2 separate regions of the Mus musculus genome follow, and region 1 is linked to region 2. A link is a loop called in an ENCODE intact Hi-C map of the cell type or tissue named here. Cell type or tissue: left cerebral cortex. All regions are shown on one strand.

Region 1 (8,000 bases), 91 kb before region 2:
AGGAAAAGAAGTTAGAAAGACATATATAATCTTGGTGAGCAAGATATTGTATGATTCAGAAAAAAAGAAATTAACCTGAAATTGAAGAAGGGTTGATGGAAATAACAGTGTTGATGGATTAGAAGAAAAATACAATACCAGCCTTTTGCTGATCAATACACAGGAGAACAATGCTGGGATAAATCACAGTGCTTACTTGAATTTCTTGTTTGTTTCTTAAGTGAAATTTCTGGTTTGATCCATTAGGTCACACATGCAAGAACCACAAGAAAATGAGTCTCATTCTGTGAACAGTTTTCCGGGTTTCTTAAGAACACTCAAATAGAAATAATGTAGAGAGTATTACCTAGATCAGAGTTCTGAAGGGTCAAATAGGATGAAAGATTAATTACAATAAAGTCTCTCTGCTTCTATTAATGATATTTCATTGATGCTGATGAAGTCATACCAGACTCTCATAATTGAGATGTGACAGGCACATGAGACATAAAGAATAAATGTTTATCACATCACCCATCTGTCTGTAATAGAAAAGAATGTGAGATGAATGATGAGAACTCAGTCATTTCCAGCCATTTGATAAACGCATTTTTTTTTTTTTTTTTTGCACAAGGACAAAGAAGAAATTTTCTGGTCAATTAAAAATAGAAACCTTAAATATGCATTATGAATAATGACATACATCAGAGACATCTTTTATTACTGTTTAATTGTTTCTGATCCTCTATATTTAACCCTTAAGTCCCCTTGGCCAATGTTATTAGCAAAAATATTTGGCACACTTAAGCCAGTTTTCATGAAAGAGATCCCAGTTTTCTTATCAGATGTAAATATATTTTGTTTTTAAATGTTTGGTATAGGGGCTGGGGAGAAGGCTTAGTGGCTATGAGTGTCTGCTACACTTTGAGAGGACTTAAGTTTGGTTGCCAGCACCCACATCGCGGGAAGGGGACACTACCATCTGTAAAACTGGAACTCCAGAGGAGCCAACACCCACTTATGGCCTCTGCAGGCACAGACTCTCAAGTGGAAAACACAATATACATACATGCACAAACACAAACACCTAAATAAATAAATAGTAACAATTTAAAACTTAAAGATGTTCTTACTTACCCTTCTCTAGAAATGCGAAACTAAAAAGGTTGATCTTGTAGTGACTTTTGCATTTTACTTTGGCTCATTATTTTAGGCTCCAGTTGATCCATCCTATATAGCTCATATCCTAACAATTATAAAAATTGAATTTTCTACATTCGTGATATCAATAGCTAGCTAGGGCATGGGTACAATATAGTTGCCTATCAATCATTTCAAATACCATCGTTTCTCAAAAAAAAATATTGTGCTGCATTAAAATCTTTCCAGAAACAGATTCTGGTCATTGCCCCTTCGTCTTCCTGACCAGTATCCTCTCTGTACCATCTGCTGCTTTCCCAGCCAGTACTCCATCTGCTCCATGGCTGTGGTTATCTTTAAAACCCACTCCACATGCTACTCCCACTCTGTATCTCTTAGTGGCATGTCTCTCAAAGTCCATCCCCTGCATTTTCTCCCTTGTGCATTGTCACGAACATAGTCTCCATTTTAGGAAAGTAAAGAATAAATTAGCACTCAGAACCACTTCATTATTTTTTAATTCTGCAAAGTAGAGTCTTTTGAGAGAAAAACTAGTAAAAACACTTATATAGAAGTCATTTCTTGATGGTAAGTTTACAACAGTTGTAAAGTGATAATTAAATCTTCTCCAAAAGAACTATTTCATGACCAAGAAGGTAACGCGGCATAGTATATAATGTTACTGTTTTAGTTAAATACAATTTTCTACTATTCTTTTCTAATTATAATTCTAAGAACAAATTACACTTAATATTTTTAATATTATTAATCCTTCTCATATGATATACCATTTTCTCTATTATTTATTTAAAATATGTAAAAATAAAATTTAAGGGACTGGTGAAATGACTCAGTGTGTAAAAGCACTTTTCATAGAAATGTGTGACCTAAATCCCCAGAAACCACACAGAATTCAGACTTCTGTAATTCTAGTTCTGCTCTACAGAGATAAGAGGCAAAGGCAAGAGACTCCCTGAGGGTTAGCAACACTGGTCTTCCAATATAGAAAGAACAAAATAACCTGTCTCCAACAAGGTGGGAGGTTAGGACTGAGATCCAAAGTGGCTCTCTAAACTCTACATATATGACATAGCCTACCCATATCTATACTTACATATGAACATTAATAAACACATATACACCAGACACACACACACACACAAACACACACACCATATATACATAGACATGCAATGAAAAAATAAAGTAAAAATAATAAAATAAAAGTTAAATTTAGTCAGGACCTACATTTCCCATTATGAAGAATGATGTCAGCCCATGTATGTCTCTTGAAATCGTCATTTTTTCTGCTTATCCTATTTGAGATGCCTCTTGGTATAATTTTCTAGGTTCCTATAAGAGCATTTTCTAGTTTGGAAGGTCTAAACTACAGAAATTTATCTTATGACAGTTCTTAGGTCTAAAAGACAAAGATCAATACTATTTCCTCTCTCGCCTTCACTTATCCTCTACCTACTAATATTCTTCCACATGTGTAATATTTTGTCCTAGATCCCTGTTCTTTTTTTTTCTTTATTTACATTTGAAATGTAATCCCCTTTCCTGGTTTCAGCTCTGCTTCCGTGAGGGTGCCCACCCACCCAACAACCCACTCTACCCTCCCTGCCCAGGCATTCCCCTACACTGGGTCATCAAGCATTCATGAGTGCCTCTCCTCACATTCATGCCCGACAAGGCCATCCTCTGCTACATATGTGGCTGGAGCCATGGGTCCCTCCATGTATCCTCTTTGGTTAGTACTCCTGGGAGCTCTGGAGGATCTGTTTGGTTCATATTGTTGTTCTTTCTTTTTTTAAATATTTTTTATTACATATTTACCTCAATTACATTTCCAATGCTATCGCAAAATTCCCCCATACACACCCACCCCCACTCCCCTACCCACCCATTCCCATTATTTTGGCCCTGGCGTTCCCCTCTACTGGGGCATATACAGTTTGCATGTCCAATGGGCCTCTCTTTCCAGTGATGGCCGACTAGGCCATCTTTTGATACATATCCAGCTAGAGTCAAGAGCTCCGGGGTACTGGTTAGTTCATAATGTTGTTCCACCTATAGGGTTGCAGATCCCTTTAGCTCCTTGGGTACTTTCTCTAGCTCCTCCATTGGGGGCCCTGTGATCCATCCAATAGCTGACTGTGAGCATCCACTTCTGTGTTTGCTAGGCCCCGGCATAGTCTCACAAGAGACAACTACATCTGGGTTCTTTCGATAAAATCTTGCTTTCTCATGTAACAAGTCAAAAATTCAAAACCAGAAAGATGACAGAAATTAGTCACTTCCATGTGAAAGGAAACATATTTGAGAATTTATAGAAATATTTTCAAGATAACCATATTAGAGTTGCATGTAAATATCCAGCATAAATGTTTCTCCACGGAATTTCCCTAAGTCCACTCCAACATACACATGTGTGTGCACAGATACACACATACACACTCACATGTACATATGCGCACTCACATGGACACATGCATACTCACATAGTCACATAAACCATATCCCAATTTCTCTGACCTCAGAAAGACTCAACTACATGTAGGAAGTTAAGGGGTTTTTTTCCCCTTGTTGTTACAGAGAGAATTTAAGTAAGATGAAGCCATATATATATATATATATATATATATATATATTTGGAAGCAGCTTCCATCTCTCCAGAGAATTCATTATTGGGCAGTGCTAAAATGTCAGCAAGTCCATGGCTTGTTATTATAAAAATTACAGCATACTTTGGCTCAAATCAAATTCCTTGAAATGTAGCATCTATACCAGCAAGAGGTTGATATACTGGGGTTACCATATGGCAAGTACTGCCCTGACCTCTGATTCTGCAGCTAAATGATGTGTGACTGGAGCAGAAAGAGACCAATTTCCATAAGTTTCATGTGAGGAGCAGTTTCTTTACAGTCTCACCATCTGCTGCTAGTTAAAATTTTTGTGCCTTCAAAATGGTATTTTTACTTTCCACCCTCTACCCCTTCAAATGCTGTAATGAACAAGAAGACTTATTGAAAATGAGGAAAACTATCTCCCTACTTCTTTCAAAGCACTCATTAATGGCAACAGAGTACCAATTTCATTGCTGAAAGCATATTTTAGCTTCCAACGCACTTGGAAATTTTTTCCTGATTATGAATTATAACATCATGTTAAAAATGGTTTTCAATGCTTTATGGTGCTGAAAAGAAGATCACACTTCTAGGTTTTAATGATTAGGCACAGGCTTCATAGAAATCTCTGCATGTTCTCATGTACTAATTTGGGGACAAATCTAGTTAGCGTCCATTATTTAAGAATTTGCCAGTCTACAGATCATTTAAAGTGACTTAAGCATGTACAGGGAAACACATGTCAAACTCAGAGCTTAGCCTCTTCTGCAATTAGAGAGAGGTAATTAGACTGAGTGTACCTAGTAAGGAAAAGCCCCAGAGCTATCCTGATCATGGTTTCTACTTACTCTACTCACTCATGCAGTATTTCAATAAGTCATTCCATATTTATGTTAAACAACATTACATCTTAGCCTTAATTATCACTAACCATTTATACTGCATCCAAATACCAAAGAAGGCTTTACTTAAACAGATATTCTAAATTACTAGAATTTTCCTTTTGCTGATAACTTCCTTGTAAATATATGCATAGAATCTGTATCTAAGTAAGCTAGTGTATATCAAACATGATAGTCTCTAAAGTTCTTAGTGATAAGCATGCATTTTGCCATTCGGTTGGTATGTCATCTGAGTTGCTCTACTCTTTGCAGTTACGCATGTAGTTCTCACAGCAGCCATCTTTAAAAAATTATCAGGCATGCAAATGTCTGAGCCTATTGCACAAAACATGAGAAATCTTTGCTTGTGTCTTTTTTGTTTAATCTTCACAAGATAAGTAGCAGCCACTGATGAAGTTATGAGGCAGGAAAGGGCACTCATATCCTGATGATACATAAGCATTCTTGCAAATAGTGTTGAAAATCATCTAACTTACAACATTCTGATCCAGAAACTATGTGTTTTACATCAAGGCTGTAAAATAAGCAATGCTGTGAACTATCCTTTTTGGCACCTTATACATGTATGATTTTTATTTATAGAGAGTTGTGTGTGCCTGTATGAGTTTGGCAGCATGTATGTGTCAGAGGCCTAAAGTTGACATCATATTCTCTGGAATAAGTGGCTGTGAGCCATGATTTATTTATTTATTTATTTATTTATTTATTTATTTATTTATTTTGTGATGAACAAACAAATTCCCAAGCCTTGGATGTCCTCACTGCAAAATATCAATAGAAAAAGTTAGGCTTAAGAAGAGTTTCTCGGGCTCCTTGTTCTTGCAAACTTTATGTACCCCAATATAGGAGAACACCAGGTTCATAAAGTGGGAGTGGGTGGGTAGGGGAGCAGGGCCGGGGAAGGGTATAGGGGACTTTCAGGATAGCATTTGAAATGTAAATGAAGAAAATATCTAACAAAAAAATGAAAAAAAAAGAGAAGAGTTTCTCGGGGATGTGCACATGCCTGGCATCTGAGTTAGCAGCCCCTCTGGGAAGGTTTCCGACAGTAGAAATGCAGTAGAGTATGTGCGAGGGCAGAAGGCAAATGATTGCAAAAGTGATGCAATCTATGCAGAATGAGGTCGTATAGTTGAACATGGTGGTGGAAACTCTTACAAACAAAAGTACAATTGAAGTGACCTAACATGAAATCACATTACTGACATCACAAAAGATTGGTGCTTTGTTGGAAACCTCTCAAGGACAGTATGCCAGTGAGAGACAGAAGAACATTGCTTGCTAGCTCCTCCTTTGGTCTTTTCCAGCTACACTGCTAATATAGTAAACATCCAAGAGCATCATGATACCCTCTACTCTTTTGTCCAGTGTTTTCAGTAGAATAAGAGGTGTTCATGGTTTTTGTTTTTTTGTTTTGTTTTTTTTTTCAGGCCCAAACTTGGCATATTGGGTAGTGTTTGATAAATATGCCAGGCTTCCCTTTCCTAAATCAAAGGCAGGCAGATATGAGAGGTAGTAAAATCCCCAGGATAAAGCCTAGTGGAATCCCTTCGTTCTGAGGTTGCCTTTGATGTCCTTTGACACACATCAATCACTGTGGCACAATTACCATGTTATTCTTCAGAAATTTCATGGCCTCCAGTTAAAATAAAACAAAATAAATAAATAACCAAACAAAAACGTTAACCTTCATTATCATTATAATTTTTTGAGACAGAAGTAGTTTTTCTATCACAAAACAGATGTCCAAACCCCCTTTGAGCAATTTATTTCCTGCCCAGATGTTACTTCTGCTCTGGAGTCATAAGTACCAAGAATAATCTAATGTCTCCATGCCAAGACCCAAGAATTGGCTGCAAAATTTAAAGCCTAAGATATTTCTTAACTGAAGATATTTTAGCAAACTTGGACATGATGTAAAACATGTTTCCTTCATGGGGAAGACAAATATAGACGAAGCTTAAATCCTTTACATTACCAAGTATTTCTTGCACTCCTGTGAGAATAAATTCTGAAGAATATTGGCACATCAGGAGAATTTACTGACAGACGAGCAGATGATAGAGAGAAAAATCTATAGTATGCTTGCCCTGTCCTAAAACGAGGCAGCTCTCAGTACAGGTCTGGTTACATATAACCAGCCCTTTATGCTTAATTTAATACCTGTTCCTCAAATCACACAACTTTGGATCTTATGAGACAAGTTGAGTCACAAAAGGTGATGATTTTCTGGACATGTTTTGAAAAAGTCAATCATAATTGCAAAACCCATCATTGGAACAATGGGCTAATTACTCAACTTCCTTCTTTCAAGTTCTCTCAAAAGCAAAGAGATAGAGAGACACAGAAAATAAGTCTGGGTCTTCCTTTGGAGTGTGACAGTCATGTGATTCATTGTGAAAGGATATGATTTTTTATTTTGTGATCAGCCCTAAGTCTAGAGGAAAAACTGTTCAAAATTTCATTATGGAATAGAAACAAAGGAGGAAAGAGAAAGTAAGTGCTGGGAAGGGACAGCATGAAAGCATGGACAAGAAGATGGATTACTGAAATTGCTATTAAAGTCTGAAAATGCAAAATACAGGCAGTTTACTGGAACCCCATGGAGACCTGGTATTCCTAGTAAGAGAACAGATATTTCTTTGTTCTTCAACTGCCCCATTATAACCAAGGCTAGCTTTGATTGGGTGCCATTATAACTTCTACTCCACCATCCACAGAATGGGATGGAATGAGAGAATAATGAAGGGGAGGGAAGGGTAAAACTAAGGTATGTAAAAAGAAAAGGTCCCAAAGAGGGAAATAGATGGAAAGGGGAAGAAGGGAGTGAACTAAAAAAATGGGGGGAGAAGAGGGAAGAGAGAAGTGTGGAAGAAGAAAGGAAGCCATGGTAAGTTTTCTTCATCTGCGGGAGACATCTTGGATCCCAGACTCCACCTAGACTACTCTGCACAGAGGATAGGTATCTGTCTGACCCAGGAGGGGGTTGCCTGAGCATCTGTGGGAGACATCTTGGATCCCAGACTACATGGAGACTAGTCTGCACAGGTGAGAGTGTGGACTACAGAAGCTAACAGCTTCTGGGACAGGTCCTGTTTCGGGCCTTCATTTCTGCCTGGAGGCAAGTCTGAACACCAGATATCCTTGCACCTTCCCTGAAAGAGGAGAGCCTGCCTGCAGAGAGTGCTCTGACCACTGAAACTCAGGAGAGAGCTAGTCTCCCAGGTCTGCTGGTAGAGAATAACAGAATCACAAGAGGAACAAGCTCTAACCAGAGACAACTATAACAACTGACTCCAGAGTTTACCAGATGGCAAAAGATAGAGGTAAGAATCTTACTAACAAAAAC
Region 2 (8,000 bases):
TTAGTTGGGTGACATGTTCTGTAAGGACTCGGCTGGAATCTCTGCGGTGCAGGTGAAGTGAAAGAAAGTGACTAAAGGAAGCGAGGCTGAACCAGCAGACTTATGTACACAATGTGTCATCCAACAGCATGGCTGAGAGAAAGAGTAAACCCCAGCTCTCCCCAGTCTCATCCAATCATCATCTCTGCCTTACCAATACACTCAGGTGTTCTGTGCACAGATTAAAGTAGGAATCATTGTTTCAAACACCAAAGTGTTTCAAGCAAGAACTTAGTCCTCTAAAACGTATCTACTTGGCTTAAGACTTATCTTGTGATCATGTGCTTGACTCTAGAAGAAAAAGTGCCTTCTGTGTAAGCATAAGAATTGTGGAAGTTCAGGTCCCCAGACTGAGTATGGTAGGGCATGCCTGTCCTGTCACCTCAGCCTGGTTGAATGGCAGCATAGGCAGGCAGGTGCCAGAAGCTCACAGGGACCAGCCAGCCCAGATGAGCTGATGGTCTTCACATTTAGTAGGAGACCTTATTTCATGTAACGAAGGTAGAAAACAATAGGGGAAATGATATTCTAGGTCAACCTTGGATTTCTGCAAGCACATGTTTACACGTGACACACATGTACCAGCACCACAGCAATGAACACAAGTCTGTCTTTGGGAAGTTCAGAATGTATGGAACACATAAACTAAACAAAAAATAATGAAAGAAATAAGATGGACTTCTGATGAATCATTCAATAACTAACTCTATGACATCCAATGATGAAAATTCTGTTTTAAGGGAATTTAGGGTTTTCTGTTTCCATTTTCACTAGAATTAAATAACTAAGCTTTAAATGTAAAGGTTACATAGTTTAGAGTCACTAGAAAGTAAACCCTTGGCTGGGATATTGCCAAGACCAAAATTTGGTGGACTTTCTTGATTATTAATTGATTCAGATGGTCTAGCCAACTGTGCGTGGCCCTACCACTAGGGATGTACCTCTAGATTGCATAAAAGATAGATGAGTCTGTGAGTGAGAAAGACAGCATTATTCTTCCATGGCTGCATCTTTAGGTTCCTGCCTAGAGCTCCTGCCCTGACTTCTCCTGGTGATGGACTTAAGTGTCCATTGGAAAAAAAAAAATCCTTCTTTCCACCAGGCTACTTCTGATCAGAATGTCTTATGTCAGCAGCAAAAGAAAACAAAAACATTCATTTTCCTCTCCAACTATACTTAAGAGACTATTTAATTACCAAACTCAAACTGAAAATTCAATCTCAGGACTGTGATCAACTCAGCGAGATTCCCTAAGATACAGGGTCTTACTAAAATAATAATAATAGTAAGCACTTTTCCAAGACCTTCCCTTCCACTACTATTTTAGGTATGATATTCAGGGCTTTAGACAATAATTTTTAAAAGCCATGTATGCTGAAAGAAGTGAAAGAAATTTTCGAGAGACACAATGGACACAGAAGTACTTTGGTAATGATTTTGGAGACCAAATTATCCTCAGAGTTCCTGCAGTTTGTAGATAAGAGCATTTCTCAGAAGTTTAATGCAAAGTTCAAGATGACTAAAAATGTGAATGCAAGGCAGATAGGTGCTTTCTCGGTGAAGGGTGGAACAAGATTACACAGATCGTCCTAAGTTAGCTTTTCTCCCCTTTTAACACGTTACAGGAGAGTTGAAAGGGCTGGCTACAATGGATTCCTAGATAAAATTCAGGACCTCTGAGGTTACAGAAAAAAAAGAGTCCATAAACCTAAACTCAAAATGTGTATTATTTCTCCTAGGGTCCAATCGTAGAGAATCATACCTGATGGCGAAACTCCAATTATAACAGTGAAGGCGGCTTTCAGCTATTTGTTTCTTTGAGTGAAAGCAAACTCCAAAGTAGGGCTAGCAAGAAGCAACCCCCTTCATAAATACTTGGACTCCTATTTGGTATTAATGTTTTGTTAGTGAAAGGATGAAAATGGGCAAAAGCTTCCAATATATTATAGTTAGCTTCAGTATAGACTTCTGCTTTGTAATTTTTTTTTTCTGAAGAAATGAGCAGAGAAGGAAAAATAACATTTCTAATGACAATAAGATATTCCCCAAGGAAGACAGGACATTGTAATGTTTAGGCGTCAAAGCCTTTATGTCAGAGTCAGAGGTCCAAAGATAAACTCTACTGAGTTTTATAAATTTTAATAAATATCACACACACTCATACACGCACACACTCATGCGCACGCACGCGCGCACACACACACACACAACTTCCCAGGCTCAGTTTTCTTTTTTTGGTAACAATAGGAACAATTATAGTTGTTCTCTTTAAAAAATGAATTATGATTAAATTAAGGAATGGACAGAATCATCAGCCAAATAGTAATTATTAGTTACGGTTGTCAGCTCAGCCCGTGTTACATACATTCTTAATAGGTTTGAGTCTCTTGTTACCTATACCAGGTTTATCTATATTGCTTCGGAGTTTGCTCATTTACAAGCTGGGAAATTGCAGACACCAGGAACACAATTACCTCAACACTTTCCTGATGTCCTCACTAGAGAGCCGTGGGGAGATGACAGGAAAGATGGTTTTGCATTTTCAGGAATCCACTGGTGGAGAAAATGACATTGCGGTAAGCCTCGGAGTCTAAATGATGCTGATAAATTCTCTTGTCTCTAACTCTTGTCTGCCTTTTCTTCTAATGAACATGGTTTGTCTAATCAGCAGAATATTTTCAGCTCTACCACCCTTCCTTTGTGGCTGAAAAGAGGCTGAAACTGTAGGTGAGAACAAGGGACCATTTATCCCTCCAAGATCTCCCAGAGGAAGGAGCTATTTTTTTGTCTCTTGCATGGTCTCTGCTAGCTCCTCTGCCTCCACTCACTGATGTAGCTAATGACCACTCTGACAGAAAATAGAGCCCCTAGTTGCCTGCTTGCCTGTCACCATCCCAACCCTATGGTGTTCTTGATCTCACTGCGACGCTGAGCAACAGCATAAAGAAAGCCGCACAAAGCTGGCTTCTAAGGTCCCCTCTGCCTATGGCCAGCTGTGTGGTCTCCACAAGGTCTCTTCACCTCCGTTGGCCTCAATTTTTCATCTGCAGCACGGAGATAATGATGACACTTGCTGATCGTCTGTGAAAACTAAAGGAGACAATTATCTGAACACCTGCAGTGCGCACACGGGACATTTGTTCACCAGAAATCTGTGATTTCAAAAACCGCAGCAATGGAAAAAGGAAGACAGAACTTTATGCCAAACTTTCCCATAGGTGGCCACACACCCTGGGGATCCGGGGACTCTTCCTTTCGCAGATGAGTGAGGGCAAGAGATCTTGGATCACTTTACGCATCCTCAGAATCACTTTGGGGTCATTTGCACAACGCTACCATAAGAGTTCAAATGGGGCTTCCGGACGAACACAGGAGAACCAAGAACTCTAGGCAAAGACAAAATGACAAAATCTGGACCACAAAACAAGGCAGCATGATGTAGGAATGTTTCCTCAGCAAAGGAGTAGCTTTGGAGGTATGTATAGATCAGTAGAAATAAAGTGCACAGCACACTAGCAATTAAAGAGTGTGTAGTACTCACATTTAAAAAGTTAATATTAACAGCTACACCCCGCTTAATATTTTATTAGTACCACATGCTCAAATGATAATTTCAAGTTAAATTCATTGTAAAAATTGTTGAGACACTTTCTATTACATTTTAGGTCTCTAATCTTTAAAATCTGCTGTGTAAAGTCGGTGTGCTGGAGCACACCTGGAATCAGTGTTCCAGAAGTACCGGCAGGAGGATCTGGAATTCAAGATCATACTCAGCTACCAGAAGAGGTGGAGGCTAGCCTACGCTACATAAAACCTTGATCAGGAACGCAAACAAATAAACAAACAAACAAAGCGTTCCTGCATGTATTTTGACTCTTAACACGACATTTCCTGCATTGTGAAGAAGCCACCTTTCCCATGCTTAACAGCCGCTTGTACCAAACCACTCTCTAGAGACCCGAGCAAATACGGAATCCATTTTGCAGGTGTGTTAAAAATTATTTTTAAACCTATAAACCATTTACTGAGGCCAATGTATACATCATTTTCCATAGTCGGCTCTAGTTTAAAGAAGAAGAAGAAGAAAAAAATGGTTAAAGACAAAAAGTCCTCCTGTAACCCTGCTAAACTGCAGACCCTGTAACCCTGCTAAACTGCAGACAGCACAGCGGTCTAAAGTGGCCGTGTTTAGCGGGCGCCCTCTGCTGTTCAAGTGTGGGATTAAACAGGAAAGAAGTAAATTCGGCTCACCTGATCATACTTATTTTCATTTTAAGAAGATAGCAACATAGATATACGTAGTCAACTAGCAAGTGTTTGACAAGATGCACTGTTGACGAGTCTAGTGACCGCCTTATCTGGATGAGACATCCTGCTACTTTAAGTTAAGCACAAAACAAAATTTCAAGGGATTCACCACTCATTCTACAAAGCCGACAAACATTCTCAAGGCCTGTTTGAAAGCTGGAAATGAACGAAGGCAGGAACCCTCAGATCAAAATGTGGGATCAGAAAATGGCTCAGAGCGTGAAGGTATTCCCGCTGTAAGCATGACAAATGGAATCTGAGCACCAGAACTGACAAAAAAGTGGCTGGAGAGACCCAACCACAGAAACCTTGTCATCTGACTTCCACATCCCCACGGGGACATGGATTCCCAGCCCCTCCCCCCCCCCCCCACACACACACACGCACGCACAGACAGTTTTTAAAAAGAGAACAAAAGGTGTTTGGCCTTTTGTGCATCACTTTCTTCTGTAGCAGTCAAGACAGCAGGCTACTGTCGATTTAATTTGAAATCTCAAAAGCCACATTTCCAATGATGGCTGAAAACCAACAGCTTTCCCATGTGGGATTTCCCGCTGCTATTTCTGGTGATGGAGAGGAAAGCGTCTCACTACCTTCCCCACAGCTGTGTCTGGGATAAGAATGCCTACATATGGTGTTTGCCAAGTTTGAAGAGAAGTTTAAGTCAGGTTTTCCCCCAAGATATTGATGGTCTTGCGGTACGTGGCGTCAGAAGACGAGTGCAATGATGATGAGACTACAGTTACCCTTGTCATCTTGAAGGAAAGAACTCAATCAAGCGATATAATTTAAGTAGAAGTTTACTAGCAAATCAAACACTCCAAAAATATTGAAGTGGACTCTCCCAAAGGCAGGGCCAGAAGATTCTGTGCCTAGGAATTTTTTAAATTTTTATGAATATTTATGAGGTAGGGAACATACTCATTGGGTAAATGACCCCTTTTCTCCCAAACTATGGCAGATGGGATATCCTTTTCAGAAAACCCAAGAGCTATCTAGACAGCTCTTACAGCTCTGTTAAGAATTTTTGTAGCAGGTTTTGCTGACTTTGTTTGGAAAAACCCATGACCTACCTAGAGAGCTGCCAGATTGCACCTCATCACTGACTTACAGTCGTTTCTTCTGCTCCCACTGCCAAACAAACACTTCCCTTCCTCGGAACCCCTGGTCCTTGGCACAAATGGTGGGACAGGCCACAGCACAATGCAAATGATAATAAAACGTTGACATTGGAATTTAGAAGATAAAGCAGACTTTTCCTCTGTGTTCATGCGGGGAAGAATGCCCTGCTACTTCAGTGCAATTATAGGGCAAATAACTAAAATGAATTTCAAGGCTGCTTCATCACAGAGGGTCATTTTGACCATCCAAAGGAACCTTTAAAAGTCACCTTGGTTACTGCATACCTAACTCTTTGATTTCCTGACATCAGGACTACCAAAAAAACCCTTATAACCTTGATGAATCTTAAGAAAAACTGCCTTCCCTGGAGACTACACTCTTCCTGGTCTTCTGTCGGTTTCTCCAACAAAAGCTTCCATTCAACTGGGGCTTATGAAGGTTCTATGCCCCAGTTTAGGGGAATTCCGGGACTAGGAAGCAGGAGTGGGTGGGTTGGTGTGATGGTTTGTATATTCTTGGACCATGGAGTGGCACCATCTGGAGGTGTGGCCTGGTTGGAATAGGTGTGTCACTGTGGCTGTGGGCTTAAGACTCTCACCCGTTACCTGGAAGTCAGTCTTCCACTAGCAGCCTTTGGATGAAGATATAGAACTCTCAGCTCTGCCTGCACCATGCCTGCCTGGATACTTCTTACACGCGTTCTCGCGACCGGCCAGGAAGAACGCAACAAACCGGAATCTTCTGCGGCAAAGCTTTATTGCTTACATCTTCAGGAGCCAGAGAGCAAGAGCGCAAGAGCTCTATTGCTTACATCTTTAGGAGCCAGAGCGCAAGAGAGCAAGAGAGCAAGAGAGCAAGAGAGCAAGAGAGCGAATGGCGAAACCCCGTCCCTTTTAAGGAGAATTATTCTCCGCCTAGGACGTATTACTCCTTGATTGGCTGCAGCCCATCGGCCGAGTTGTCATCACGGGGAAGGCAGAGCACATGGGGTGGAAAACTACCCTTGGCACATGCGCAGATTATTTGTTTACCACTTAGAACACAGGATGTCAGCGCCATCTTGCAACGGCGAATGTGAGGGTGGCTTCCTACAGATACTGCCAGGCTCCTACCTTGATGATAATGGAATGAACCTCTGAACCTGTAAGCCAGCCCCCAATTAAATGTTGTTTTGTATAAGACTTGCCTTGGTCATGGTGTCTGTTCACAGCAGTAAAACCCTAACTAAGACAGTTGGTGAGCAGAGGGAGTAGGGAGGGGATATCAGGTTTTCGGAGGGGAAATCAGGATAGGTATAACATTTGAAATGTAAAAAAAGAAAATATCTAATTAAAAGAAAAAGACACACACACACAAAGAAAAGAATATCCAAGATGTAGAAGGATTTCCAAATCTGTAGCCTTGTGTGGTGTCATAAATCACTAATTATTTATAAATATGAATGATCAAAGGTGCTGAGCAACAAATACATAAGACTGTCCTTTTTCTCCATCACCACTGCTTGAGTAGATTAGCAGTTCTTTCCATGGGACTGTTAAACTACCTTGGCCATCTGTCCTGTTGGATGGTAGGCTCCCCTACAAACTTGATGCTCAAAGGAGTAGTTTGCTCTCCCTGTGGATGGGCAGAACGACCCCACTGCTGGTTTTGTGCAAGGTTCATCTACAGTGCTGAGAGGCCTAGGCTTCTTGTGTGAAGTCTGCTTTGTCTTTTTCTCATGTGGTTACAGCTGTTTTAAGAAATTTTTCATGGGCTTTATTCATGGCAACCATAGTCACAGAGAACATGTCCCAATACAACATTCACCATCTAAGCTACTTTCCTCATTGGGCTTTTTGAAAATATTGGCTAACCAAGTCCCATGACTGTGCTAAGTCTAAAGAAGGGCAGAGAGTACAAGGTGTAAGACTGAGAAGTCTGCCACACTTTCTACCTCTCACCTTCTGCCTCTCACCTTCCTCAGTCATGGTTTCTCAGTTGCCCTCAATCACAGAAGTTTTCCTTCTACCCCAATGGCAGAAATGTCTACAATAGCTCTTGATTGTTATAAGTGGATAGGGATGGTACTTAAGTGTATACTGCTATTAAATGTTCCAGAGTACATAAAACAGTCACCTACATCACAGGAACATCTAACCCCAAAGAGCAAAGGGGCAAAAGTGAGAGACTATTCCAGATGTCAGGTTTCTCGAATAGCCAGTAAGAAAATCAGACCTAATGCCTAAATCTGTCGAAATGGTTGTAGTGGGGGAAGACAAACAGGTAAAGAACAAGGTTAAATAACATCTATAAAACTTGTTAATTGATTTAATGTCATAATTGAAATCCAGGCTGAGTTTATCACATAGACTATAGAAAAGCATAGAACAACAGTGAACAAGGGAAACTATGACTCTTTGGAAAAGTATTTATCGTAGTGTAGGAGATAGACAGGAGAATGAGATAAACAAGAAAAGACAGAGTGTGGTCCATGCTATGTACAGGGATAAACTATAAAATAATGGGGTAGAATTAAATTCATGGGCTCTATA

Evidence for each region. Hi-C counts contacts between places; a loop is a spot of excess contacts. Peaks named below come from ENCODE experiments on the same cell type or tissue, not always from the same donor. Only the 100,000 strongest peaks of a DNase experiment are listed, where the experiment ranks them.
Region 1: it touches region 2 in a loop (7-fold over the local background); 2 of 42 quality-filtered maps call a loop at or near these places.

Annotation. Positions count from the first base shown.
Region 1 is chr6:103,920,765-103,928,764 of GRCm38, reverse strand. No RefSeq gene overlaps it. Among named protein-coding and RNA genes, the nearest start is that of Gm52914, 180 kb to the right of the region's middle. In left cerebral cortex, no CTCF peak of the experiment used is centred here; DNase peaks (open chromatin) are centred at 997, 1,480, 2,104 and 4,017; H3K27ac peaks cover 1,361 bases.
Region 2 is chr6:103,829,926-103,837,925 of GRCm38, reverse strand. It overlaps the pseudogene Gm25656. Among named protein-coding and RNA genes, the nearest start is that of Gm52914, 85 kb to the right of the region's middle. In left cerebral cortex, a CTCF peak has its summit at 4,245 (motif pointing left); DNase peaks (open chromatin) are centred at 4,246, 4,918 and 6,001.